2 separate regions of the Mus musculus genome follow, and region 2 is linked to region 1. Evidence: chromatin loops called from intact Hi-C (ENCODE). Cell type or tissue: gastrocnemius. All regions are shown on one strand.

Evidence for each region. A loop is a pair of places that touch in the nucleus more often than their neighbours do. Peaks named below come from ENCODE experiments on the same cell type or tissue, not always from the same donor. Only the 100,000 strongest peaks of a DNase experiment are listed, where the experiment ranks them.
Region 2: a loop joins it to region 1, with 2.4 times the contacts of the local background. A loop is called at or near these places in 5 of 42 quality-filtered maps.

Annotation. Positions count from the first base shown.
Region 1 is chr17:44,733,274-44,741,273 of GRCm38, forward strand. Runx2 (runt related transcription factor 2) reads right to left here and starts at 3,375. Exons shown (of 7, transcript NM_001145920.2): 1 at 1,960-3,375. The coding sequence starts at 2,361. RefSeq lists a promoter at 3,130-7,423 and a cis regulatory region at 4,266-4,274. In gastrocnemius, a CTCF peak has its summit at 3,167; DNase peaks (open chromatin) are centred at 873, 1,423, 1,921, 2,941 and 2 more places; H3K4me3 peaks cover 4,455 bases; H3K27ac peaks cover 2,347 bases.
Region 2 is chr17:44,608,489-44,616,488 of GRCm38, forward strand. Runx2 (runt related transcription factor 2) reads right to left here. Exons shown (of 7, transcript NM_001145920.2): 6 at 1,540-1,605. Among named protein-coding and RNA genes, the nearest start is that of Runx2os3, 51 kb to the left of the region's middle. In gastrocnemius, no CTCF peak of the experiment used is centred here; DNase peaks (open chromatin) are centred at 4,369, 5,692 and 6,015; H3K4me3 peaks cover 1,040 bases; H3K27ac peaks cover 1,566 bases.

The DNA of each region.
Region 1 (8,000 bases):
GAACACTAGACATTGAATTAATAAAGTTATTTTTTTACACCTTAATGTATGCCCTTGCATTATACAAAATATCTACTTATTTGTATTTTCCCCTGTTTTCATCCAGGTTTGGAAAAAGTTTTGTTTTTTATTGTTAGAATAATGTCTACCCTCGCTGAGGGTACTTAGAAAATTCTGGGCCCTTGGCTGATAAACATTGTAAAAGATAGCTCTCAATGGAAATATCATTTTCTACAATTTCCCCTATATCTGACCTTTTCACACCACAAGGAAGAAAACAATCGCCAAAATGGATGCTCTCAAAAAGGAAAAACACGTGTGTTTGTTTAGGACCACTGCTTGATCCAACTACAAAAGGAAACTGGCCACTACAGGGCCACGCACCCCCCTTCCAAAACAATCCATTCAGATTTCTGTTCAGATAGGAGACCTAAAGAGATAACTGCTCTAATTGACCTGGGCCCCTCTTGCTGCTCCACCCACACATGGAATCTGAATTGCTGCGTGGGGTACCGGGTGATCAACAACTGGGAAATGCAGGGGCCCGTGGGAGTTTGGCACCAGAGTCCGAGATGAAGGAACTGGCACAATTCCGCCTTTTTTTTTCTTTCTTTCTTTCTTTCCTCTCTCTCCCTTTTTTTCAAGACCATTCTTAACCTGTTCAACAGAGAGCCGGGTCCCAGACTCGCCCACTAAAACTGGATGCATCTCTCTCGCTGGCTCCCCCAACTGATCCCTAGCGTCTGGACCAGGAGAATGGACAGCCACCCATCCAGCCAAGTCTCTTCCGGGGATGGGGGGTGGGAGGGGTGCTCCGCACCACCACCAAACCCCAGACTGCATCATAGATATGGCCAGGGCCTGGGGACCCGCACACTTTCAACCTGCTGTCAGCTGTGCGTGACTCCTACCGCTATCGGTGCTGGCAAGCTAACGGGACTTGGAAGAGGAGGCCACGGGGACGCACCTTGGAGCCCAGGCCTCCGGCAGGAGCCACCCATCACCCATCGATTTCCCCAAGCAGAAGGGACATCTGGGAGTTCTGGCTCTTTCAAGGCAAATAAAGTTTTCACCTCTGTTTATTCTGACCAACCGAAGTTGCTCCACAGGATTCCCTTTTCCTCCCAGGCAAAATGAGGGGGGGGGGGGAAGCAGCCTAAGCCTTGCTCCCCTTCCCCGACGCTCATCACTCCCGCACTCGGGGGCGCAGAGCCCCGAACCCCCCGCAACTCCCTGCTCCTGCCTGGCCCTGATAGAAGCCGAAACCCCGGCGGCCCCGCCTTCCTCCAAGTAACGGGAACCAGTGCCGGCCGAGGAGGGCGCGAATGTCCCGTCTGTCCCCGCTCTCCCGCGTCCATCCCCAAGTTTACTGAGCACTCTCAACCTACGCTCCTCGATTGGCACCTCATCTCGCCCCAGGCGCAAGCGCCCTCCGGTGCTGGCACCCTGCAGGCAACCGGGCCAAGCCGGGGAGCAGCCGGGAGTGCCAAACGGCAACCAATCCGGGAAAGGGACACCTAGTTCGGGGTAGAGGCCTGCGTCTGCAAAGGGGAAAGCGGGAAGGAGCGCACAGAATCCCGGAGAGGAGAGGCCGGGATGCCCGTGTGGAGTGAGGAGACCCCGGGAGAAGGGGGCGGGAGGAAGCTTGCAGCTCACAGTGGGCGCCTCGGGGCGTCTGGGGGCCCAGGAGTCTCACAGCAGGGAAAGAGGCAAGAACCGCGCCTGGAAGACTGAAGGATGAAGAAGCAAGGGAACCTAGGCTTACATGGTAGTGGGCGCACAGGTGAGAAGGGGGATCTGCTCGCGGTGGCCGCTGCGGGGTATGTAGATCAGAGCCACCTCGGTCCCCTGAGTGGAGCCACCAAGGCTGGAGTCTTGGAGGACACCCATGGGCACCGAGACCACGGCGGGAAGGTTCCATGGGGCCGGGCCAGGATCTGGGGGTGACCAGTCTCTTACCTTGAAGGCCACGGGCAGGGTCTTGTTGCACCGCCAGTGCGAGGGCAGCACGGAGCACAGGAAGTTGGGACTGTCGGTGCGGACCAGTTCGGCCGGGTGGTCCGCGATGATCTCCACCATGGTGCGGTTGTCGTGCGGCGGCCTCAATCGGGGCACTGCGGCCGCCGCCGCTGCTGCCGCCGCCGCTGCCGCCGCTGCTGCTGCGGCCGCCTCCTGCTGCTGCTGCTGCTGCTGCTGTTGTTGCTGTTGCTGTTGTTGCTGCTGCTGTTGCTGCTGCTGCTGCTGCTGTTGCTGCTGCTGCGCAGCCACCACCGGGCTCACGTCGCTCATCTTGCCGGGCTGCAGGCTGCTGGAGGGGGGGCTGAAGCGCCGGCTGGTGCTCGGATCTACAGGAATACGCATCACAACAGCCACAAGTTAGCGAAGTGGCCGGGGGAGGGGGAGGAGGGTGGAAATGGGGGGCGAGGAGGAGGAAATCGAGGGGGTGGAGGCGAGACGGGGGCGGAAAGAGGATGGAGGTGACGGGACAGAGGAGGTGAGAAATCAAGTTCGAGGAAGCCGTGTGCCGGGCGGAGTCTGCTGGGGGCCGGCGACTGGAGACCGGACAGAGTCGGGGTAGCGGGTGGGGACACCCGAGAGGCGCGGATCTCCACCGGGAGGCTTGGGAGTCCCTGGCGGTGGCTGCAACGAGCGGGACGCGGGGGCGTGTTTGGCCCAGCCGCCGCAAGGGACTTGAAGTTAACAGCTTGCAGTAGGGGCCCCTTGGGGCACCGTGTCCTGGGTGCGCTGGCGCCCCGCTCCGGGTTCCAGTACGGTAGTGGAGCCCCGCAGGTTCAGCAGTCCATCTCGGCGGTGCGTGTGGCTCCTCGCTGTCCGCCACCGCCAAGCAGAGCGCGGCTGCCCAGCTCGCGGCGCCGTCGCTTGCCCGCGCCGCCTCCTCCGCCTCCTCCTCCGAGGCCGCTGCGCGCTCCCCGCGCCGGCAGCGCGCTCCGAGTCCTCCGGCCGCCGAGTCCTTCCTTTCCCCGGCTTCTCCTCTCGCCCTCTCCTTCGCCGCCGTCTAGCTCGCAGCCTCGTCTCTCCTGCTCTTTGCAAAGTGCCCCGGGCCCCCCTCGCGTTTCAAGGTGCCGGGAGGTAAGTGGGGGCGGGGGGAGAGCGGATCTCGGGGCGACAGATCTGGAGCCTGCGGATCGCAGCCGCTGCCGCCGCCCGCCGGCCGCTAGAAGCGCCGCTGCGCTCGCTCGGCGCCCGAAGCTGTAGGGAGGAGGTCCCCGCCTAGGACATCGCCGCCTGCGTCCTCGGCTCCCCACTTCACCCTCAGGACCGGGAACCACTTCTCGGTCTGACGACGCTAAAGCTGAGAAGCGGGAGAGCCTCAGGCTGCTCCGACTGGCGTTAATTTTTCGTTGTTAACTTCAGGAGAGGAGGAAGGGAAATTCTCAAGTCTCCACGTTGACTTCTGAGCACTCTTCACCCTGCCCCCAACCCCACCCCACATTGGTTGGGGCGGGGGGCAGGTTTTTACAGGCTTCGGGAGTGCCCCCCCTTAGGTGACACCAAAATGGGTGACAGGAGTGTTTGTCAAAATAGTTTTAGAAACTCTAACGGATGTCTGGACACTTTTCTTATATATTCCTTCTTGTCATTATTGGAGAATAAGGATGGGTTGCTTTTTTAATAAAAAGAACTAAAAAATGACAGCTTGGTAATTAAAATAAGTTGTAAGTTGATAAAATGCTTGCTGGGAAAGGGGGAATACACAGCGGTTATCCATTCATTTCCCAATCTTTTATTAAGTGTAGTCTTCGTCTCAGACTAAGTCTAGTGTCTAACTGTCTTTCTAGCCACTCCCCACTTTGGGGGGTTAAAAATAAAAAGTTTAAAAAAAAGTTCAGTAATTATTTATTTATGTTTTTGTTTCCCGGCGTTATGGGGGGAGGCGATTTTGGAATCCCCAAAAGATTGTGGTTGAGAGATGAAGGAGTGCGGGGAGCGGCAGCAGTTTTGTTTTTTTTTTGTTTGTTTTTTTTTTTTTTGTTTGTTTTTTTACCTAAAATGTGGTTTTTGGAGGCTGGGATTTCTAATGATTAGGTTTTTGTGGTTTATATAGACACGACTCAAACTGAGGCGATCATTATACTGATGGGAATCAGAAGCACGTGGGTGTCTCCGACCAGCCTCAAATTCTGAGCCTTCAAAACAAATCAAACAACGTGCGGCGGCGCCCACAGAAGCCGGGAAATCCGCCGGAGGCTGATACACCCCAAGAACCAGGCAGAAGCAATATCGGGCTGGCTCACCTCTCAGCGTGATGTTCTGTTATATGTCTTGCCTAACCTATTATTTTAAAACTTCCAACGCTTCCAAATAGAATCATTTTACCAAAATCCCCGGCGATTCGTAACAAGGTAGTTGACGCAACTGTGATTTGGTGAAATCAATGAAAAATTGGGAGTCGTCCCCTAGGAGGACTAAAGAAGAGGGCTAGCTGGGTAACATTTCTCACCATCCGTCTTATTTAAAGCTCTTCACGTAGCCATTAATTTGGGGCTTTTACTGCTGGGGTGCAAATGCCTTCCAAATTCAGCAAGGGACCTGTCATGACCCTCCCTAGCGCAGTTGCCACTCTCTGACCTTCCCTCCCCGCGCGCCCAGCAGGGCCCAGAAAAGGTACCCGGAGCGCGCAAAAGAGGTTGTTTGCGCCTCTTTGCAACTCGAGACTAGAAAATACAAAAAGTGGATCGCTGTGCTCAGATGGTCTGGGGACCCGTGCTCCTGTGCCTGAGAGGCGCTCTGGGGGTTGAGGAGTGGACAGAGTTGAGTGTGACTGCTTGCTCTCTCACAGGCTAGGGATGATACTGGGGAGCACTCCTGTGCCCTCCCCCTTTGAGTCACTGCTTCTGCCTCCCCTTTCTGCTTGCACCACTTACAACTATGCAAACCCCCCCCCCCCCCGCCGCCGCCGCCGCCGCCCACGTCCCATGTCGGTCTTTCCTTGTCTCTTGCTCTCTTTCCGGATTCTTCCACCAGTCCTCCCTCAGACTTGAGTCACCTCCCTGAGCCACTCAGTCTCCCTCTTCTTCCACTGCCCGCTCCTCTATGCCACTACCTGTGGCGCCCACATCTCCCACCCGACTTCCTCGTAGCTGGTGGCCTCTGTGTCCCTAGCGCTCACTCCCGATATACATTACAGGTGGAGCGAGTTACTGAGCTGTCTCCTAAGGGTGCTACTTTAAATATCTTTTTGATCACAGGGGAGAGCTCTAAGCCTGAATACTGCCTCACCGCGTGTGTGCGCTCCCTTGCACTAATCGCCCCAGCCATAGACGCCAGCCTAGAAAAGGAAGCCAGGCTTCCTAACCCATCTAAGAGAGAAACTGCACCCAAACTAACTTGTATCCTCGCAAATTCATAACCTGACGTCATGACTCAATTACATACCTACCCCTCCTGCCCTTAGTGGGACAGCTTTCTTTAGTGGCACAGCCCACAGAGATGGCTTGCTTTCATTGCCCCTCATTTTAAGTGTTGGGAACTGCAGAAGAGCAGAGAGTCCCCAGAAATCGATAGTGTCGATAGTGGGAGAGGGTATTTTGTTCTCCTCCCAGGAAACCCACAGAACAAGGGACTTCCACAAACTGACAGAACTGAGAAACGGCCCATGTTTCAAATAGGGGCTCCCAGAGTGGGGCTTTTTCCAACAAGAAACTCTACAGTCGTTTGAATATAAGAAATCCTATCTTGGGGACCTTTGCTTTCCCGCCATTGCTGTTTAGTTACCACCACTCCATGCTCCCCCTTTTTTACTTGATGCATAATGAGACATGCAGGCCTCAATGGTTGGGGATTTTAAGGGCAATTTAATCAATGGTGAGATTATTTATTTTAATTAATCATATCCGGTAATTCAGCTTTATAGCCTTGCTGGGCATCCTCCCTCCATTAAACATTTCAGTAGAACTAATGTAAGCAGCTCTTGGAAGTTCCCAGTCTTGGATCCCTTAAAATATCCTACAGTTATTTATAATGTGGAAATGAAATTTTCCACTGAATGCCCTACCAACGGCTCAGGTATCTGGATTTCAGTCTGCTTTCAAGAGCGCTCTTGCTCTCAGCTGGAACTGGCGTGGTCTTTGCTCTGAACATTAAACTTCAAGTAGGAAACATTTCCACAGCCCCTTCCCTCAAACTTCCCCTAGCAGTAAAAGCATAGGAAAAAAACGTGGGGGCTTTTGTGTATGCGTCCTTACTGCTGCCATGAAATGCTAAGTCTCTTAGATTTTTTTTTTCCTACGTGAAAATGTTCTAACCAAGGGCTGACTGAGAGTACAGCTCACTCAGTAAAGTGCTTACTGCAGGCACAGGAGGTCCTGAAGCCAGTGCCTAAGCCCCACTCACCCAGATATCAAAATAAGATGGTGTTTGAACCCTAGTGCTGGGAAGGCAAGCTAGGCTAATCCCTGGGACCTGCTGCCTAGACAGCCTAGCTGACTCAAGGGGCCCAGGCCAGTAAGAGCCTGCCTTAGAGGACAGGGTGGATTACATGTGAGGGATCACGCTAGAGGGTGACCTTTGGCCACTACAGGCATGCATCTACACACACACACACACACACACACACACACACACACACATCCTATACACATACACCCCAAACATACCCTATACTCACCCTACACATACACAAACCCCCTATATACATACCCTATGAATACACACCCTAAATACATTCCCTACGAATACACACCCTATATATACACATAACCTACACACCCCCTATACACACATACACACCTTACACACATCCTATATATACACCCTGCAACACATACACACACTTCTAAAAAAAAAAAAAAACACCCACTAGATTCCTCTGTACAAATATTCTTCTTTTCAGTTGTAGGTTACAGCACTAAAATAAATACATTTTTTCTGAAGATTTGACTACTGTGAAAGATACAAGCATAGCCCCTTCTTAATGTTAATATAACTGTTTTGTGATAACACCTGGCAACTTTCACTCTCCAAAGAAGGTGTGATGTTAAAACAGTCTCTTCTCTCTCTCTCTCTCTCTCTCTCTCTCTCTGTCTCTCTGTCTCTCTGTCTCTCTGTCTCTCTCTGTCTCTGTCTCTGTCTCTGTCTCTCTCTCCTTGCTTTCCCGTCCTAACTCCTTCCACATTATTTTATATACTTGTGATTTTCCTTTTTTTTTTTTCATGTTGAAAAGTCCTGTAAAATCTTAAATACCTTTCAGTGAACCAGCTGATAAAATAGGATGGCTACTGGAAAATTAGGACCACTGTGAGCTTTCTGCTCATGTGTGAATGTGTGTATGGAGGGGAGTGGGGATGGGATGGGTGTTGAAAGCAGAAAGGTCTTTGGAGAGTTTTCTTTGGGCTTTGATTGTATGAAGCTAGCCTAGAGGTCAGTGCTGTCACCCAACCAACAGTTATAGCAGAGCCCATAGACTAAATCTGGCCTAAAGTCTCTTTTTGGCTGGCCTATATGCTATGATGTTCATGCTAATGTGTATGCGTGTTTGTACATTCATGCATAAACCACGTGGCTACACGTGTGTGGATATGCATGGAGAGGCCCTCAGTTGATGTTGGGGAATCACCCTGGATTGCTCTCAAACCCACTAGCCAATTTGAACCGGGGATCCCCAGTCTTTGGAATCTGAACTCACATCCTCTCCTGCATGGCAAGACCTTTTAACCATTTTTACTTACTCATTCTATGTAGATTGGGCATTTTGTCTGCATGTGTGTCTTGCAATGCTTGAGTGCCTGGTACCTTCAGAAGCTAGAAGAGGGTCTTCCTGGCAACTGAAGTTGCAGATGGTGGTAAGCTGCCATGTGGATACTTGGGATTAGACCAAAGTCTTCTGGAAGAGCAGCCAGTGCTGTTAACTGTTGAGCCATCCTTCTAGGCACATTCTAACCACTAAGCCACCTTGGCAGCACAGATAGGATTTACTAGGTTCATTACTCACTTTCCATCCATAGCTCCAAAAGAAACACAAATGGGGCTGGTGGGATGGC
Region 2 (8,000 bases), 120 kb before region 1:
ACTTAGCTTTCTCCCAAGGCACAGCAAGTCACACACAGATTTCAAATGCACTGCTCAACTCAGGGTCTTTACTTGTTTACCTTACAGTCTCTATACTATTTATCCTTGAGGTCTCCACACCGGGAGAGTCACAAAGGGCTTTTACAGGCACCCTGTGGAAGCCACCTCAACTCTAGGCACAGGATCACTTGCCAGACTTTAAGGCTGGATCTTCATTGGTTCCCCACCACCACCACCACCACCTCCCTTTTTGTTTCTTATTACAGTCTAGGTATCTGAAGTGAAACTTTTACTAAATCAAACCAACTGGTTTTTCCTAACTCAGTGTAAAAATTAAATCCAAAGTAATAGGATTTATTAGTGTTCCCCTCTTGGTGGGGCTTCTTTGTTAGGAAAAATTGCATCAAGCAGATTCCCTTTACATAGTCTTTCTATTTCTTTTAACCTTTAAGAGAATTTAAAATCTTATTATAATCCTCATCTTAGTCACAGTGAAATTAAAGCAGATTTCAGTAATCTAACACTATCTCGCTTTTCTGGGGGTGTCGGGGAGAGTCTAGCCCTCAGAAATTCTCCCTTGAGTCATAAACTAGATAAGAAGGTATGGCGAGGGAAGGTGGAGGACGGGTTGGGGGGATGTGGTGGAGGGTGGAGGACCTTGACAGTCAGAGCCTTGATGAGTGACATAGGACCTGATTTAGGCCAGATACCCATAGCAACTTTGTTTAAGGGCTGATGCCTAGGGGAGACTGAGCTGGGAGATGCTCCCTGCTGGGTCCCTGTCCCTGCAGTGTGAGCTCTGGAGCCTTCAAAGATTAGAGGCAGAGATGGCTGCTCCACTAGCACTTCCACAAGCTATCAGCGGCTCCTTGGGAGCTACTTCTGCTGTCTAACTCCCGAAAGAGTGGCTAGAGACTTTGCCCGTAGAAACTAGTTTTCTGAAATGGATAAAACTCATAAGCTGTGATCTTGGGGTTCGCTATAATTTTCTAGAGTCGGCAGAATTACAACAAGCCCTTTTGGTACATCACTATTTCCGTGCTAAGTTTGTGGTGTCTTCTAAAGTCCCCCTCGCTGATTGGCTTGGAGTCTTCCGTCTGCCTTTGCTACAGGTTTTAGCTGTAAGAGAAAATGCTGGGCAAATCTTGAAGACCATAATTGTCCCTCGGCCTGATTTGTACTCAACACAGCTCGCTATGTGTCTTCAAAGGGTCTGTCAGAGGGTGGTAGTGTTTGTTAAAATGCACATTGCTTGTGATCTTCACCGTACGCTGGGATTTCAGTGTGTGAAATGCATTTGTCATACACAGTGACTGCTTAAAAGCAATGTAAGAGTTAATAAAACCTTCTGTCTCACAAACCAGAAGACAGTAGCCATAAGACAGTCCAGCCCAGCCCAGCCCAGCCCAGCCCTGCCCAGCCCTGCCCTGCCCAGCCCAGCCCAGCCCTGCCCAGCCCTGCCCAGCCCAGCCCAGCCCTGCCCCGCCCAGCCCAGCCCAGCCCAGCCCAGCCCAGCCCAGCAATTGTGAAAAGTCTCACCTGCCTGGCTCTTCTTACTGAGAGAGGAAGGCCAGAGGCAGAAGTCAGAGGTGGCAGTGTCATCATCTGGAAAATGAGGGGACGAACTCTAAGTTCCCTTCCAGCTCTAGGACTGGCATCTGGTCTACATCATTAATTCCAAGGCAGGAGGAGAAACAAGGGCCTTGGGGGTGGTGGGGGTGGGGGGGTCCCATCCCTCACTAGTGCCTTCCCAGGATCCCCAGGCCCATTTGCAGAAGGTGGACAGCAAATGAGCCGCCTCCAACACCAGAAGCAAACACTTTCAAGATGACAGACTAAAACGCATGCAGCCAGGCACTCTGTAGTCTGCTTCTTATAAACCCCCTTTCCTTCCTTGACTGGCCTCTCCCTCACCCGTCCCATCCCCCTAAATGAAATTCTGACAAGCTCAAGTTTTAGAAGGTGGAAATAATAATGAGACAGTGGCAGACTCAGACATAGGAGCAGATGAGAGTACCCACCTCCCTTCCCTGTGTTTATAGGCTGCCTCAAACAAGACCCCAAGCAGAGGCCACAGGTGGTCCTCAGCAGCCCTCTTGCCCCACAGCATCTAGGTGACCTAATAGATATAGGCAGGCCCCTTCCATGTGCATTAAGTTCAATACCCAGGGCGTGTGAAGAAAGCCAGAATAGCCGGGGTAATTTAAAACGGAAAGAAGTCACACTTGGAACATCAACATTCACCCTTCCAGGAAGCACAGACTTCACACACAGATAGACACGTTGCTTTTTTTTTTTTTAAGGCTTCTAACGTGTATTTATTTTCCCTTAAAACTATGTTTTAAGAATAATTAACATTCCATATGGTTTCACTTATTTTGATGCAGAAATCTCATTAAAAGTCTTTATGAGAGGACCCTGCTAGTAAACTCTGATATGGCTTTGTACTTCTTACCACACACCTCTGTTTTAGCTGCTACATTTTGCTGATGTTTTGATTACTCAGCGGAATATGCCAAGATCGTTATAGCTTTGGGGTTGAGAAACGTTACCTAACACAAACTGATGGTCATTTTTCAGTGAAAGAGCTCTGGTTGGGTTCGTTTATCTCAATGGAAACAAGGGGATACGTGTCACTTCCAGTCATTTGAGACTGTGATGTGTTGAGGATCAACTTCTTAAATGACTGAACTAAAGTAGATCTGAAAGGGATTATAAGAGACTTTTGTAATCGATGGACATCCGCATTTTCTGGAATTTGCTCAGTCATTTTAGGCTAACGAGCATTATTTCTGAAGTAGACTGCAGTGTATTTAGGCACAAAGAAATAATGAGAGATTGTCATGTGTGGTGGGCAGGTGGGGGGTGGATCCTAATAGAAACCTGTTTGTTTATAATCATTGTTTCAGAAGAGCGAAATGCAGCTACGTTTTCTCTCCCTGAACGGGTCTTCATGTGAACCTGTAATCGGGCTGTAAAAAAGCTGCAGTGTGTCAGACCTCCTCCTGTTTGGATGTTATTGACAATGACACTATTCCTTTCTGTTACAGCCACAACACTTTAAAAAAAAAAAAAAAAAAAAAGAACCGATACTGAATTGTCTATGGAAAATGTCAATCCGACTTGTTAAAAAAAAATACCCATAAGATAAAACCCCAGGAGAGTTCTAGAGGTGCTTGTATGCCATCTACTTTGTATATGCAAATGCACCTCTATCTACTTTGTATATGCAAAAGTACCTCCATCTAATTTGTATATGCAAATATGCCTCTGTCTAATTTGTATATGCAAATCCACCCCAACCTCACCCACACCCATACCCAGCTCCAAAGACAAGCCTGTAATCTCAGGGCAACCCAAAGCCATCCTAAAGCTCCTAGCTACTGAATAAGTCAAGCCAAGGCCATTCTCTTTGCTGTTGCCCATGGATGATCTTGTCCCCGTACAAGGTACGTTAAACTGTGCTGAAAAAATGGAAGCTGCCAGGAAATAGAGGGTTCAACCATCCACGTGAGATCTTCTGGTTCTAATGCTTTTAAAATTAACCTGTTATGGGAGGACATGACCTGTAATCCCAGGACCAAGGGGATTAAGATAGGACTATGGCATCTTCAAGACCAACCTCTAAGACATGGTGAGCTCCAGGCTAGTTGGGGCTTCTGGGCTAAGATCCCTATCTCAAAACAAAATCAAAGTTTCAAAATGGCATCTGGCTGTGCCTGGGGGCTGGCGGGAGTTAGTGAAACCCCAAGAGGATGCTAGTTTGACTCAACATGGAGACAAGAGTGACGCTGTACAGTAAATTTGAAAAACCATGACAGGGAGAGGACTGTGACACTTTGGTGAATTTTTGGATAAATTAAAAATGACTACCACAAAACTGTGTACTTATCACGCTTTCTGCTATGTCCCCTGATTTCCCATGGACCTCCCTCTGCTGGTCAGGCACTGATGGGAGATTCTAATGGACTGTCATCTAATCTACATTTGACAACTAGGGAGGCTGAAGCCCAGAGGAGAGCCATGCACACAGTGAAGGAGGTAGAGCCAGTATGCAGCCACCCTTTGGTTTCTAGGAGAGGACAGGCAGTCTGCATTATCCTTTACCCTCAGAATATGATTGAACTCACCACATCCTCCTCCCATTCTTCTCACTAGATCTGTCTAAATGGAAAGGACTTACGTAGACTCTTTTGGTATCTCAGTGTCACCCCAGTGATAATTACTAGTTTGGGGGAACCCTCTTAACCTCCACTTTGGCGACACTGTCGATCTAATCTGATAAAACAGTTAGCAACCAGTTTCAGTTGCTCAGGGTACAAGAAGGATGGGGGTCGGGGTCAAGGGGTCAAGGTCAAGAGCTCCGTTCTCCTGGCTTCCTACAGATGTGCTTCATTCCAAAGCTGCAGTCTCCAGTCCCAGCCACAGCTGGACAGCTTGCAAACAAATGTAGCTGCCATAAGGAAGAACTGAAAGAGCCTTGCTCGGGAAGCAGTAGTAGCAGCAGCAGCAGCCGCCTCTCGAGCTCTGAGACATACTGGGAAGAATACATTAATAAAATGCCCGTGAGGTCCAAATTAAAACAAAGCCAATGTTAAAAGTAAGGACACTCTGCCTCTCTCCCTGCAAGGTCTGTAAGAGGAAAGGGGCCAGACAGACTCTCTACCTAGTCGGGTTTCTGGGAGTCTTCAGAGAAGGGGGGAAGTATGTGAGCCCAGGCAAGGGGGATACAAGTGAGCCTCTGGCTCTTCAAGCTTCCAATCCTTACCGTAGGTCTTTCATTCACTGCTACTTACCCTGAATCATGTCTGTCTCCCAATTAAAGACAGCTGTTGAAGGCATAGATCTCTCATCAGAGCTTGCTAATGGGAATAATCAGACTTTCTTTCTTTTTTAATAAAAAGGTATTTAATTTATTCCTCTCTCTCTCTCTCTGTGTGTGTGTGTGTGTGTGTGTGTGTGTGTGTGTGTGTGACTGTGTGTCTGTGTGTGTCTGTATATTCTATACATGTATGGGTACCCATAAAGGCAGAAAGGATTAGCATGGAACCATCTCTCTGGTCCCTCTCCCCTTTTTGGACTACAGGGGATGGAACCTACAATCTCAGGCATGCTAGACTACCTTGTGAGCTCCAGCCCACTGCTAATAATCTGCATTTCCAAGCCCTATCTTTAATCTGCCCTATCTTTAAGACACCGTTATCATTTAGGATACCTTTACTAAACAATGGTTGCCTGACCACAGGCAAGGAGGTCTTTATAACAAAAGGAACCTGGAATGTAAGGATAATGGAGGAAGTACTTGTCTGTAAAGGGCACCGGCTGGGGAACTGGGCACGGTTAGCTTCCCCACCAAATACTTAGTAGAATGACCCAGCAGGAGGAGGCAGGGGCTGAAGAAATGCAGAGCCTTGAGTCTAGCTGAACCTACACTGGCACACCCAGAGCCCATGCTTGCCTGTGAGGACATCACTGCTCAGCACGAAAAGCCAGCAGATCTGGCAGCGAGGCGTTAACTTCAGCGCTATGTTAGGTCTGGCTACACGGCAAATCTCAAATAAAGCTCATGAACTTTTTTTTATTATTATTATTAGCGTGAGACATCCTTCCTGGGAACACAGACCACACAAGACCTACTCGGGGCTGCTGTCTTCTGGTAGTGCGCAGGCTTCTTCCGCTTCAACGCTTTGGCTGCCTCATTCCAACTGCCTGCTTACATAATAGCCTCCTATTTCAGTTCCCTTCCAACAGCGCTCATTTCCTACGCCACTGGTCTGAGCCCTTGCTGGAGACTGGGCTGACTTATTATTATTAGCTGTTTCTTGGTCTGCTCGCTCCAACTAGAGTCAGCTTTGCAAGACGGAGGATTTACTTTCCTCTTACATCCCTCCCAGAACCCGATGCAACTGTAAGGGCTTCGAATGCGAAAAATATGTGGGCGGTTGGAGGAAAAAAAAAAAAAAACAAAGCAAGTAAATGAATGAACGTAAGCATCATCAGCAAGGCATCTCAGTGACAGGGCCCGGGGGCCACAACACAGACACAGCACAGGCATCAGGAGCGCCGGGGGAGCTGGGGAGATGGCTCAGCAGTTAAAGCATTCGCTGTAACTCCAGTCCAAGGGGATCAGATACACCCTGGCCTTAAGGGCACCTGTGCAGATATAATATAATGCATACAAACTCACCCCATAGTCATGCGATTTACATATAAATGGAATTAATAAAGACTTCCCTTTTTTAAAAAACAAAACAAAACAAAAAAACAAAACAAAACAAAAGTGCAGGTGGCTCAGGTCTGTTGTCTCAGGACTCCAGAGGCTGAGGCATACAGATCACTATGCGATTAGGTCCAGAGGAGACAACATAGTGAATTTGAGGCCAGCTTAGGTTGGCTACATAGGAAGATGTCTTAACAACAAAAGTCAAATACTGTAGAAAAAGATGCATTAAGCAATGTTGACATGAAATCTAAAGTGTAGGTTGAGTACACTGCACACCTAAGTCCGTGCTAAATGCTCTTTTTAATGGGCACAAAGATGTTCTCAGCCCTCAGCAAGTCACCTGACCTCAGACTTCAGAGCACCCATCCAGCAACATCTGCCACTAAGAAACAGATGTCCCTGTTTTATTAGCATCCTGTCCCTTCCTTCCTGACACCCACTCTACCTAAGAGCCAGTGAGCACTGGCAAGACCTTGGGGAAGAGATGAACAGGGAAGTGGGGAGAAGCAGAGCAGACGTGTGCCCTTCCACACAGCTGGTACACTTGTCCCTGCCCAAGAGCCTGCGGCATCACTGCCATTAAAGTCATGGGGTTTCTTTGGAGTCAGTAAGGTAATGGGGGAGTAAACTTGAATCTCTCTGAACATCTGCACTTGTATGAACAGCCAGCATTTCAGAGTCATTGATCATCATTAATGGGGCTGGGATGTAGCGCCACGGTACAAGCACTTGCCTAGCTTGCAAAAAGACCCCACCTTCCATAGCTAAAACTGGAAGAAGAGGAAAGGAAAGAAGAGCTAAAGAGAATGAAACATAGATAATTTTGACAGTTAAGACACAAGAGTCTATGAGTCCATGAGGGTCAGGGACAACAGGGACTCCAAAGTGTCCTCCGGTCACAGACCCAACATCTCCCCTCTCCATCCCCTTCCCCTCTCCTCTGCCACCTGATAAGACAGAAAGTGGTGGTGGGAAGGGCACCTGATGAGACTCAGCAGGGCTACTGTGCTAAGGTGGGACGACAAGGAACCTTTGTATGCATGCACAGTTGGTTTCTACATAGCCTGTCCTGTTCCTCCGGATGTGGATGCTTCCTGTGGATGGTCACAAACTTGGGGCTCTCGGCTAAGTTTGACTGTGGCTACCCCACACAGGGTTCCCAGAGCAAGGAAAGCAAGCACCAACTGAAGAACTCATGACCACGAGCAGAACGCCCACCTCCCATGGTGTATAAATCTGTACTACTTCCTTATCATGCATACCTGGGATATTTGTGTCCATAAATACTACCAAGCCATTTAAATGAAAACATGGACATTGGCATTAATGTTGTTTTTAGATAGATATTTTTACTTCGTAATTTTAAAAAGAGCAGATTAACATAGCCATAGTGGAAATCAGTTTGGAGGCTTCTTTAAAAAACAAGCAAAACAAAACTCCTAAAAACAGAACAACCATATGACCCAACTACTTTTCTCTCCCCTTGGTGTATACCCAGAGAATTCCATATCTTGCTATACTCCGTGTTAATTGTTGCCTTATTCACTAGAGGAGAGAGCTGGAATCAACCTTAGTTGTCCCTCCACAAGTGACTGGATAATGAAAATCGGATATATATGAAATGTAGATAGATATAGATATCACATTTAATATATATAGGAATACTACTTAACATATATAGAATAATATATATACATACACACACATTTTTATATATTACATAATGGAATACTACTTAGCTCTAAAAAGTGAAATTTAAAATTTGCAAGAAAATGGA